Linked DNA regions of Mus musculus: region 2 is linked to region 1. The links are chromatin loops, found by intact Hi-C in ENCODE. Cell type or tissue: left cerebral cortex. All regions are shown on one strand.

What was found. Hi-C counts contacts between places; a loop is a spot of excess contacts. Peaks named below come from ENCODE experiments on the same cell type or tissue, not always from the same donor. Only the 100,000 strongest peaks of a DNase experiment are listed, where the experiment ranks them.
Region 2: a loop joins it to region 1, with 2.5 times the contacts of the local background. A loop is called at or near these places in 2 of 42 quality-filtered maps.

Annotation. Positions count from the first base shown.
Region 1 is chr15:93,396,432-93,401,431 of GRCm38, forward strand. It overlaps Zcrb1 (zinc finger CCHC-type and RNA binding motif 1), which reads right to left and starts at 1,903. Exons shown (of 8, transcript NM_026025.3): 1 at 1,732-1,903; 2 at 739-824. The coding sequence starts at 822. It overlaps Pphln1 (periphilin 1), which reads left to right and starts at 1,919. Exons shown (of 9, transcript NM_175363.4): 1 at 1,919-2,030. In left cerebral cortex, a CTCF peak has its summit at 2,048; DNase peaks (open chromatin) are centred at 1,012, 1,532 and 1,974; H3K4me3 peaks cover 2,603 bases; H3K27ac peaks cover 1,259 bases.
Region 2 is chr15:93,573,825-93,578,824 of GRCm38, forward strand. The region is part of intron 1 of Prickle1 (prickle planar cell polarity protein 1); the gene reads right to left. Among named protein-coding and RNA genes, the nearest start is that of Prickle1, 20 kb to the right of the region's middle. In left cerebral cortex, CTCF peaks have their summits at 2,241 (motif pointing left) and 3,337 (motif pointing right); DNase peaks (open chromatin) are centred at 2,222 and 3,053.

The sequences.
Region 1 (5,000 bases):
ATATGCTTATAATTCTGACTAATTATTTAATACACAGAAATAACACCCTCCCCCAAAGGCTTTTAGAAGATCCCATCATATGCAGTCTAATATTGAAATTGTGGGCCAGACATTTAGCAACATTGGATTCCGAGGTCCAGCAGTTTCCTATGGGATTATAGCTTTCTAACGGGTTCTCCATTGATTCCTTAGTTCATGTGGTACTAGGGAATCAACACAGGGTTTTGTGCACGCAAGACAAGCATCCTACCAACTATACTTCACCTCCAGCCCCCAGGTATGTTTTAAATAAGGTTATTTCTTATCATTCAGTCTAAAATCTCACCTCCAAGCCTAATTCAGTATCTCTTTTCTCTTTCGTGAGATGGGGTCTAAATTGTCCAAGCTGATCTTCCTACCTCAGCTTCCCCTGTGCTGGGGTTACAGGTGTGTGATAACTACTCTAGGCAAGTGTTCCACCACTCAAGTACAGGCGGCAGAGGAAGGCAGATCTCTGAGTTCTATGATAGCCTGTTCTACAGAGTGAGTTCTAGGCCAGTCAGGCACAGAGAAACCCTGCCTCGAAAAAACACACAAACAACAAATTCTCTTTGGGAAATTAAAACAAAATTGAAAAATTTCCCACTAAAATTTGCAGAAGATATCAACTAAAAATTTTCCCAGGGAGCAGTATTTTTGCTTAAGCTTCAGATTGTCTCTAAAGAAAGAATCCATTAGTTAGATGTACATACAACTTACCCGGTATAAATCATTGTTTGTTAGGGAGAAAGGCAAGTTGGATACATAAACTGTGCTTTTACTTGGCGCCAAGCCACCGCTCATTTCTAAAACGGAAAAAAAGGAGACATTGGGAATCTTACTCCAAGTAGAACCAAACAAGGACCATCACTGACTTAATTAGGGTAGAATTCCTCAGGCTCCATTCATTTAAAGAGATTAGAGTACCAGTGTGGGTAGGGTGTGAATTACCATATTCCTTTTCTAGCAGCGGGTGTTAAGCCTTTTAGGGCTGCGGTGCGATTGAAGAGGGGTTTTAGAGAGATGGAGAAGCCACAAGGCTATTTTTAACGCCTTCTTAGGGTAAAAGCGGAAAAGATGTTTCCCAAGGATTCGCCCACCTCCGAAAGGGACACCTGTCTACCCCGCCTCTTTTGTTCTTGTTTTTAAAAAAACTCCTGTATCTACGTCTGTATATATGGATTACTGATATAGGTAGGCCATGACGACAGAGACTCGGTTTTGTTAAGCTTGGGGTAGTTTCACATTTTGATAAAGTTCTTTAGATTTTTAAATTTCGTGCACAACCAAATCATGAAATGACACTCTATTACATGGATTACCTACTTTGAATGGGACATTAACCTGTATATTTATCAATGTGCTTAGTAATCAACGTCACTGTTAAAACTCTGCAAATTACAGGTGAAACGATCGCGTCGGTCGGCAGCAAGTGTTAAGAACCCCTATGAATGACAATGGACCCGGCACCCCGGAGGGCGCCCCGCTGGCCCAGTAGGAGGATTATTCAAAAAGCCTTAGCTAGCCAAAACCTGCTTGTCGCGTTTCCAGTTTCTCACTCTGAGAAATGCTAACCCCGGCTGGACGTTCCTGGGGCCGGAGCTGGGGTCAGGGTCGAGGCCGAGGCCGAGGCCGAGGCCGAGGCCGAGGCGGAGGCCGAGGCGGAGGCCCGGGCCGCGGCCGTCTCCTGGGCCCGGCGCCGTGGGAGCTTACCTTCGGCGCAGAGGCGAAGCGGAGAGGATGCGAGCCCGCGGCGGCTTCACCTCCGGCTGCCTTCCGCGGCGCGCAAAAGCGCGGGCGTCCGCGAACGCAGCGCGGTGCAGCGCTCCTTCCGACTCCCCCAAACCCCGACGGCCCCGGGCCGGAGGCTGGCGCGCCGGGCGACGTCACCGCGCGCGCCGGAAGTGCCTTTAGGGCGAGCGGACGTCTGGCTTCGCGGGTTTCACCGGCGGCTGAGGCGGCGGCGACAGAGGCGGCGGCGACAGAGGCGGAGGCTCAGCAGTGGGACGTAGGTGAGCGAGTGGCTCTCCGCAGAGGCGCGAGGGGCGCATGCGGCCGGCGGGCGGGCGGGCGGACGTTTCCTGCGGCGATGGAGATGTGCTTTATTCTGGACTCCTAGTGGAACCTGGAGAGGGACTCAGTGGATGCGGGAGGAAAGCGAAGTGTGGAGGAGAGTGAGACCCAGGTTCCGCTTCTCGGCAGGAGTTTAGTAAGCAAAAGGGGAGTTCTCAGCCAGGCAACTTCAGTGACGCCAGGTCAGTCAGGAAGTCTGGGTTTTTATCTTATTTTTTATTTTTTGGACCTAACCGACTCTGTAATAGGCACTTTGAGAGACGGACAAAAGAGTGCCAAAATAATCCACTTGCTGTTGAGAATGTCAGTGTGGCCGGGGAGACAAAGCCCACGTGGGGACAGTTGGAGTCACACAGTGACCCATTCTTGAGTACTGGCACGGACAGATGTTCAGCTCCATCGTCCCGTTGTTTATTACTATTTTTTCCTTTCTGAAAATATGGAATGGGTACGCACTGATTATTTTTTTGTTTTCCGAGACAGGGTTTCTCTGTGTAGCCCTGGCTGTCCTGGAACTCGCTCTGTAGACCAGGCTGGCCTCGAACTCAGAGATCCCGCCCGCCTCGCCTCCAGAGTGCAGGGATTAAAGGCGTGCACCATCACCGCCCGGCTACACTGATTATTCTTTAAGAGCTCGTCGTTTCTACAGAGAAATCCGAATGCTTATTTTGCCCGGTAGTTTAAACTTAACTTCTACCCACCAGCACGTACAGACCAGGCCTGTAACTACTCCCTGGGAACCTGCGTGTCAGCAGCCCGGAGCCCAGAGCCTGTCGTGGAGCCTGCACAATCAATCCTGACTGAAGCGGAGGGACGAAGTGCAATCCACCCAGGGCGCCGCTGAGTTTTGAGAGGCATTAATTCCTTGGCGTCCACCAAGGGACCACTGGGACTAATTCTCATGGCAAACTTGTGGCCAGCCCAAACTCCCAGGCTTCACATCCCGGTTGTGCTTGGTTATCGCCCACGATGTAAGCCCCTTTGGTCTTCTAATTGTTTGAGCCTTAACTCTCCGCGCTGTTTCGTGCTTCCTCTCGATTTGGGGGTACCACTGCTTCTCCTTCCTTAGTTCACCCTGAGCGCATCGTCTGTGCTCCTGGAATCTTATTTTGTCTGCTTAGCAAACACTTATTAGCCTTGTTTTGAAACTGTCTTGCGTTTTCTGACTCTTTAACAAAGCTGTGGCTTTTGCCTTTAAATTGAACTTTTTTTTTTTCCCCTGACATCTGGGTTTTAAGATTTGGTGTTGCTCCATCTGTATCGAATTGATTGCATTTCCTTGATTTTTTTTTTCTTTCAGTTTTTGTTCTCATTTTTCCTTTTGGTCCTATGATTTCCCTGCCTTCTACCTCTTTCTATTAATATAATCCCCATCCCCTACCCCCCATCCCCCCAAGCAGGGCCTAGAACTGGTGATTCTCTTGTTTTGCCTCAGCCCTCCTACGTTCTGATTACTGGCCTTCCTCGGGCTTAGCCCAGCTCTTATTTTTGAGTAGTCTTTCCCTAAGTTCCCAAAGTTAGGTTCTTCTAAGCCCCCTCCAGCAGGAGCCAATTGCTTCCTGATTGTGTCTTTCATCTTGAATTTAAATTAAACGCTGAGGGTGGGAGTGTTTGTTTTGCTTATCCTTGGAATGCTGCTGCTGTTTGCCGTTTTTAGAGGTTTTAGGTAGTGAGTGAGTGGGTGGCAGGATCCGGTCAGGTCATCAGCTACTTAGGAACAACAAATGGCACATGGGTAGTTTGTGTGGAGTGATTTCAATGTTGCTAGGTCATGCAGTCTATTCAAGAAATAGTTCAAATACAGCCCCCCCCCCCCCCCCGTAAATTGTCTCAAATTAAACAGAGATCTGCCTGCTTCTGTCTCTCAAGTGATTGAAGGTGTGTCCTATACCCACTCAAATACTACTAACCCCCCCCCCCCCCCATCTCAGCCTTTTGTCTGTGTAGCATCTGGCTGTCCTAGAACTCATTTTGTAGACCAGGCTGGCCTGGCCTTAAACTCAGAGATCCAACTGCCTCTGCCTCCCAGGTGTTGAGACTAAAGGTTTATATTATGCCAAACACAAGGTTTATATTTCAGATTTTTAAGTGTTTTTTCAGATAAAAGTCACACGTTGCCTATTAATTACTACTTTTAGATCTTTTAGGTGTTGGGACAGTCTGGTGATGTGTTTTTAGAGAGTAACAGCTTTGTGAACTGAGCCATGGGTATGGATGGAAATTGAAAGAGAATAGGAAGACTTTGGAGAGATCCAGGCTAGCCAGTGTGGGGCTTGAGACACAGGTAATGCTTTTTGCCTGGAATAGGTTAGGTGAGACAATTACCAGAGACTGTGGAGGGTAGAGAAGTCTGAACTTAGGATTTCTACGATTCTTGATTAAGGAAGTCACTCATCACGAATATACACTGGCAACTGCTTGATTCTTTGTATTCTGTGAGATGGAGGGTGAGGCAGGGAAAGCATGCTCATCAGATAAGATTTTAAGTTCTACCGATGTGAAGGTTTGGATTCATAAATATTAAAACACAGGTAAGTGTCTGGCATTGTCTGCTCATATAATTTTATCACATGCAATGGACAGTCAAACTTCCTCAGTATGTAGTACAATACATTGGGGATCATAAAAGAAACAATTTAAGCATGTTGTTGACATGAAAATACCTCATTGTGGATTAGTGTTTATTCTGGAGCCAAGTGGTAGTTAGTGTGGTCTGGAAACACAGATTCCAGGTACTGCAAATAATTCCATGTCCTAATACGGCAACAGTTTCATGAAGGTTTTGTTTGTTGTTTGCTTGTTGTTGGGTTTCTCTGTGTAGCCCTGGCTGGCCTGGAACTCACTCTGTAGACCAGGCTGGCCTCGAACTCAGAAATTCGCCTGCCTCTGCCTCCCAAGTGCTGGGATTA
Region 2 (5,000 bases), 180 kb after region 1:
ACAGCGGGAGGGTGTCTCAATTATTTGTATCCCAAAGTTTCTAGTGGAACATAAACAAAATGAAAAGGACACATTTACTATTGTGTAACGGTGTGCAGGGTTCAACTGTGCCAGTAACAGACAGCAATAATTCAATTATCACACATAGGATTAACTTACATTTAATTTGCATGATTAACTTATATTCGTAATTGGGCGAGGACACTAACAATAGACAACTGGAAGCACACAAAGACTATAAAAGAGTTAACTACATTTAAAACCATTATTCACCACCCTGGGGTGGTGGTGGTGGAGGTGGCGGCGCGGTGATGGTGATGGTGGTGGTACTGCATGCCTCGAATCCCAGCACTCAGGAGGCAGAGGCAGGAAGATTTCTGAGTTGGAGGCCAGCCTGGTCTACAGAGTGAGTTCCAGGACAACCAGGATCACACTGAGAAACCCTGTCTCAAAAACTAATTAATCAATCTTTATTCACAAACACCAAGTCAACACAGTCAGACAGCAATACAAACATTGTATGTTATTATTACTATTATTATTATTATTTTGTTTTGTTTTGTTTTGTTTTTCGAGACAGGGTTTCTCTGTATAGCCCTGGCTGTCCTGGAACACACTCCGTAGATCAGGCTGGCCTCGAACTCAGAAATCCGCCTGCCTCTGCTGCCCAAGTGCTGGGATTAAAGGTGTGCGCCACCACTGCCTGGCTGTATGTTATTATATTATACTTCCTCCTGTGGAACACTTCTCATGGAGAGAGCCCTGAGCCTGGACCTTGAAGCACAGACCTTCTTTAAGCTAGTTAATCCCACCTTGGAGCAATACAAGGGTGTGGCTGTAGGGAAGGCAAGGTCTGGGGCAGGGGTCACACGACCGCAGAGACTGAGCTAAATGCTTCTCTAGAGTGCGTAGTTTGGGGATGGGGCAGTAAGGAGGGATCATGGGAAACAACTGCTCCTCTTCAGGCCTCTGTGTGGGCCAGGAAAGATAAGCAGCATGTGTGTGTGTGTGGGTGTGCGTGTGTCATCTATGTGTGTGTGTATCTATGCATGTGTGTGCGAATGTCTTTGTGTGTATATGCATGTGTGCGTGTGTGTATACATATGGTGCACGTATGTGTGAGAAAGTGTGAGTGTGTGTGAGTCTGTTTGTGAGTGTGTGTGCATGTGTGTATGCATCTGTGCGCCAGTGTGTGTATATGCATCTGTGTGCAAGTATGAGTATATGTATGTGGTTGTGTATGTGTCTGTATGCATCCGTGTGCAAGCACATGTATGTGTGTGTGCGTGTGGTGTACATGTGTGTGTGTGAGAGAGAGAATATGCTTGTGTGTGTGTGCTTGTGTATGTTTGTGTACGCGCACACTGCAAAGGCCTGAGTGTTCTGCCTCAGGGACCAGCCCTCTTGTTTTCTGACAGTGTCCTTCACTAGCTGGGAGTTTTCCAGGTAGACTAGCCTGGCTAGTCCTTGAGTCCCAGAGATTCTGCCTGTCTCCACATCCCCACCTAGGGAAAAACTACAAGTTTTTGTCACCAACTCAAGTTTTTTAAAGCATGGGTTTGGGGAGGGGGGCAAATCCGGTCCTCGTGCCTATATTTTACCAAATGAACTATCTCCCGAGCCATGTTTTTTGTTTTGTGTAGCCCAGGCTATCTTAAAGCTTGCTATGTAGCTTAGGATGACATTAAACTCCTCACTCCAAACTCCCAAGAGTGTAATTATATGTCTAGCATCCCTACCCCCAGTATATTATTTTAGCAGTAAATAAAACAAGAAAGGAAAAAAACCCAATAGTACATATTCACATTTTCATATATATTCATATTCATATTTCCCCCCAAAAGAACCTTTCGGACCGTCTCCTTTCACTTGAATGTACCCTGTGTATTTTTTCATACTACTTTCTCTCTGTACTTTTGCTTCTTAGGCGGTGCATACTTTTTCCACCATTTTGTCTTAGCTTTTAATGTCTAGAAGAGCTGTCTGCTAGCCCTTTTCAAAAGCAACATTATATGAGACATTAAAACAGTTCAGGTACAAAGTGAGTTCAGCAAGAGACAACATAAGAGTGTTAATTAGGGATCATCTTTAACTCTAACAACAAAATTTCCAAACCTCTTAGTGCGCCTAGGTTTGCAGTTTTAAATGAAGCCAAGTTCCTTGGTAAAAAGCCAGCACTTCTGGGTGTGCTTGGTTCGGAAGAGGTCGTTTCTAGCTCAACAGTGCCCCCTAGTGCTTATTTTCCTCCTGTTGGCTGAGGGAGGAGTTTTGCAAAGCAGTCACGTTAAGGACAGTCTATTTGTCACTGGATTCATTAACTCAGGTTTTAGATCACAGTCTCTAGCACACTTATGGCCCAGCTGTGCTGATTAAGGAAATTGATTGCACTGTTCTGAGGTCTTGGAGAAAAAGCAAGACACAGACGAAAAATCAAAAGCAGGCATTTAACATTTTTTTTAAACCGACCTGTGCAATTAAACCTCCCCTTCAAACAAGACAAATTAACTCCTTTGTGGTGACATAGTCCCTGGGATAGATGGATCAATCATGGGGACACAGCTCTTCATGTTGAAGTTGAGGGATATGATAGTTGCCAAGTCTGCTGGCAGGTATGCCTGGAAGCTGAAGAGCAGATTCTGAAAGCAGGGATAGGTGGAGGGCGTCACGGGCACCGCATGTCCCAGGGCATTCCTTCTGAGAATCAATCGCAATCAATGTCCCAGCGTGGTATCTGGTGGCACCAGGCTAATAGGAAGCTGGTCTCAGGTTCATGAGCTCATTAGCCGTTGCACTGGCCTGGTGCGGAGACACCTGGGTGGCTGTGTCCACCTACCTGACTAACCCTGCTGGTGCCGGTAGTCTGGTCCTGTTTCTCAACTCACTCATGACCTATGTTTTACTATGCATTGTTATAAAGCTGTCTGGGTCCGTGCTTAAATGACTGTTTTCCAAATGGGTCATGAAGTGACTTCGTGATAAAATTCACAGGAGTCCTAAGGAGTTAAGGAGCTTTGGCCTCGGTTTTAAATAAATCCCATATGGCAGCTCGGCAGACAAGACACATCTCTGACTTCCACAGCTTGTGGGCTGTGATTTGCTGACTGGGTGCAGCTCTCCTGCCTTTCTAAAGCATCCGGCTTATTCATAATTATGTAAATCCTCAAGAAAGGCCCTTTACGTTTATTCAGTGTTCAAATTATTACTTTTTTTTAATCTAGGAGACTACTTTGTCACTGTTTATATATCGATATCAATAATAATAAAGTTTAATTTAAAAAAATTTATTTACTTTTTAATTTATTTAATGTATGTGATACATGGTTGCTGTCTTTAGACACAACCAGAAGAGGGCACTAGATCCCATTACAGATGGTTGTGAGCCACTATGTGGTTGCTGGGAACTGAACTCAAGACATCTGGTAGATCACTCAGTGCTCTTAAGCCCTGAGCTATCTCTCCAGCCCCCGTCTGCAGTTTAATTTAATAGGAAATAGTTGGGTGGATTTCATTTTGACCCTAAAAGTTGTCTTAGCAAGTATGAGACCTTCTAGGATCCTAGACTTTATCACACAGATTCCCCTCTCCCAAATCGCCCCCTCCCCCAAATTCTACTTTCATCTGGTTGGCAGAGCAACACGTGGCCCCCTTCTGCAGCATTCCTATGTAATATCAGGGTGAGGAGAAAGTTCAAGTATTTTGGCCCCCTCCATATTGTGTCATAGATTGGGGTGGTCCTCAAGCTAAAACAAAAAGCAACCCCAGGAAGCACTCTCCCACTGAGCGGCATTCCAAGCATGATAAAAGCTATTTTCTGAAGGAGGTATTTGAAGAATAAAATTACAGGTTATTTTCTCCTCTAAGAGAATACATAAAAGCTAAAAGACAACAGAAGGAGGAAAAAGAAGAATGCCCGTGTAGCTTATATTACATAGTTGATTGAAAATAAATTCCTTGAAACTAGAAGGGAAGCCATTACCCACTTGTTAAACAGTTGTCCGAGTCTATGCTCGATCGTAGGAAACCAAACGCTGGCCAGACACTGGCACCGGTCTGCAGCCAGTCCTCGCACTTGCCTCCTTGGAAGCAGTAGGTGACTTCGCTGGTTAAAGGCTTTGGGTTCAACCGCGTCAAGATCCACATCACCAGCTGGGAGCTTGGATTTGCTTTTTGCTGTATCGTGTTATGATTCCTACCAGCATCTCACATGTCCTGAGCCCTTAGGTACTGATGAAAACATTCAGCCTGATGGCTCTCAGTCCTCCTTGGACATCACAACACTCACGTGCTGAGGGAGGTCCGTCATTCCCTGTCATTCCCCTCCCCAGAGCGCCTGGGAGCTAAGCGCTGTCCTGCCACACAGCAAAGCCTTGAAGGCTGTCCTGCCACACAGCAAAGCCTTGAAGGCTGTCCTGCCACACAGCAAAGCCCGGAAGGAAGGACCTCAGCTTCTTTTTCCGGTTCCTCCTACGCAAGACCTGGTCATGTGACATGGCGGACTATCGCAACAACTTTGTGGTAGGTAAACCAAGAACAAGATACACGTTTTAACTGCGAACAACTTGAACAGGTTTCACTTAAAAACTAAGTTAGGAAGATGCATAAACATTTGTAAACTGAAAACAAACAAAAAAAGGTCACACGGGGTGTGGTGGTGCACGCTTTTAATCCCAGCTTTCAGGAGGCAGAGGCAGGAGGATTTCTGTGAGTTTGAAGCCTGATTGTTCTATATAGTAAGTTCCAGGCCAGCCAGGGTTACACAGTGAGAGACCCTGTCTCAAAAACAACAAAACAAAAGATCTCCTCCCTCAAAGATCTCTACCTAGTTAGTACACTGATGTCTACAACTGCTGAAGATAGCTCTCTGGGGCGTGGCATCTGGGTGGGAGAGTCCTTGCATAGCAAGCACAAGGCCCTGAGTTTGATTCCCAGCGCTGCAAAGAAATAATACATCGAAAGCAGATAAAAAATAAATCTCAATTATTTCCTTTACATGTTTTACA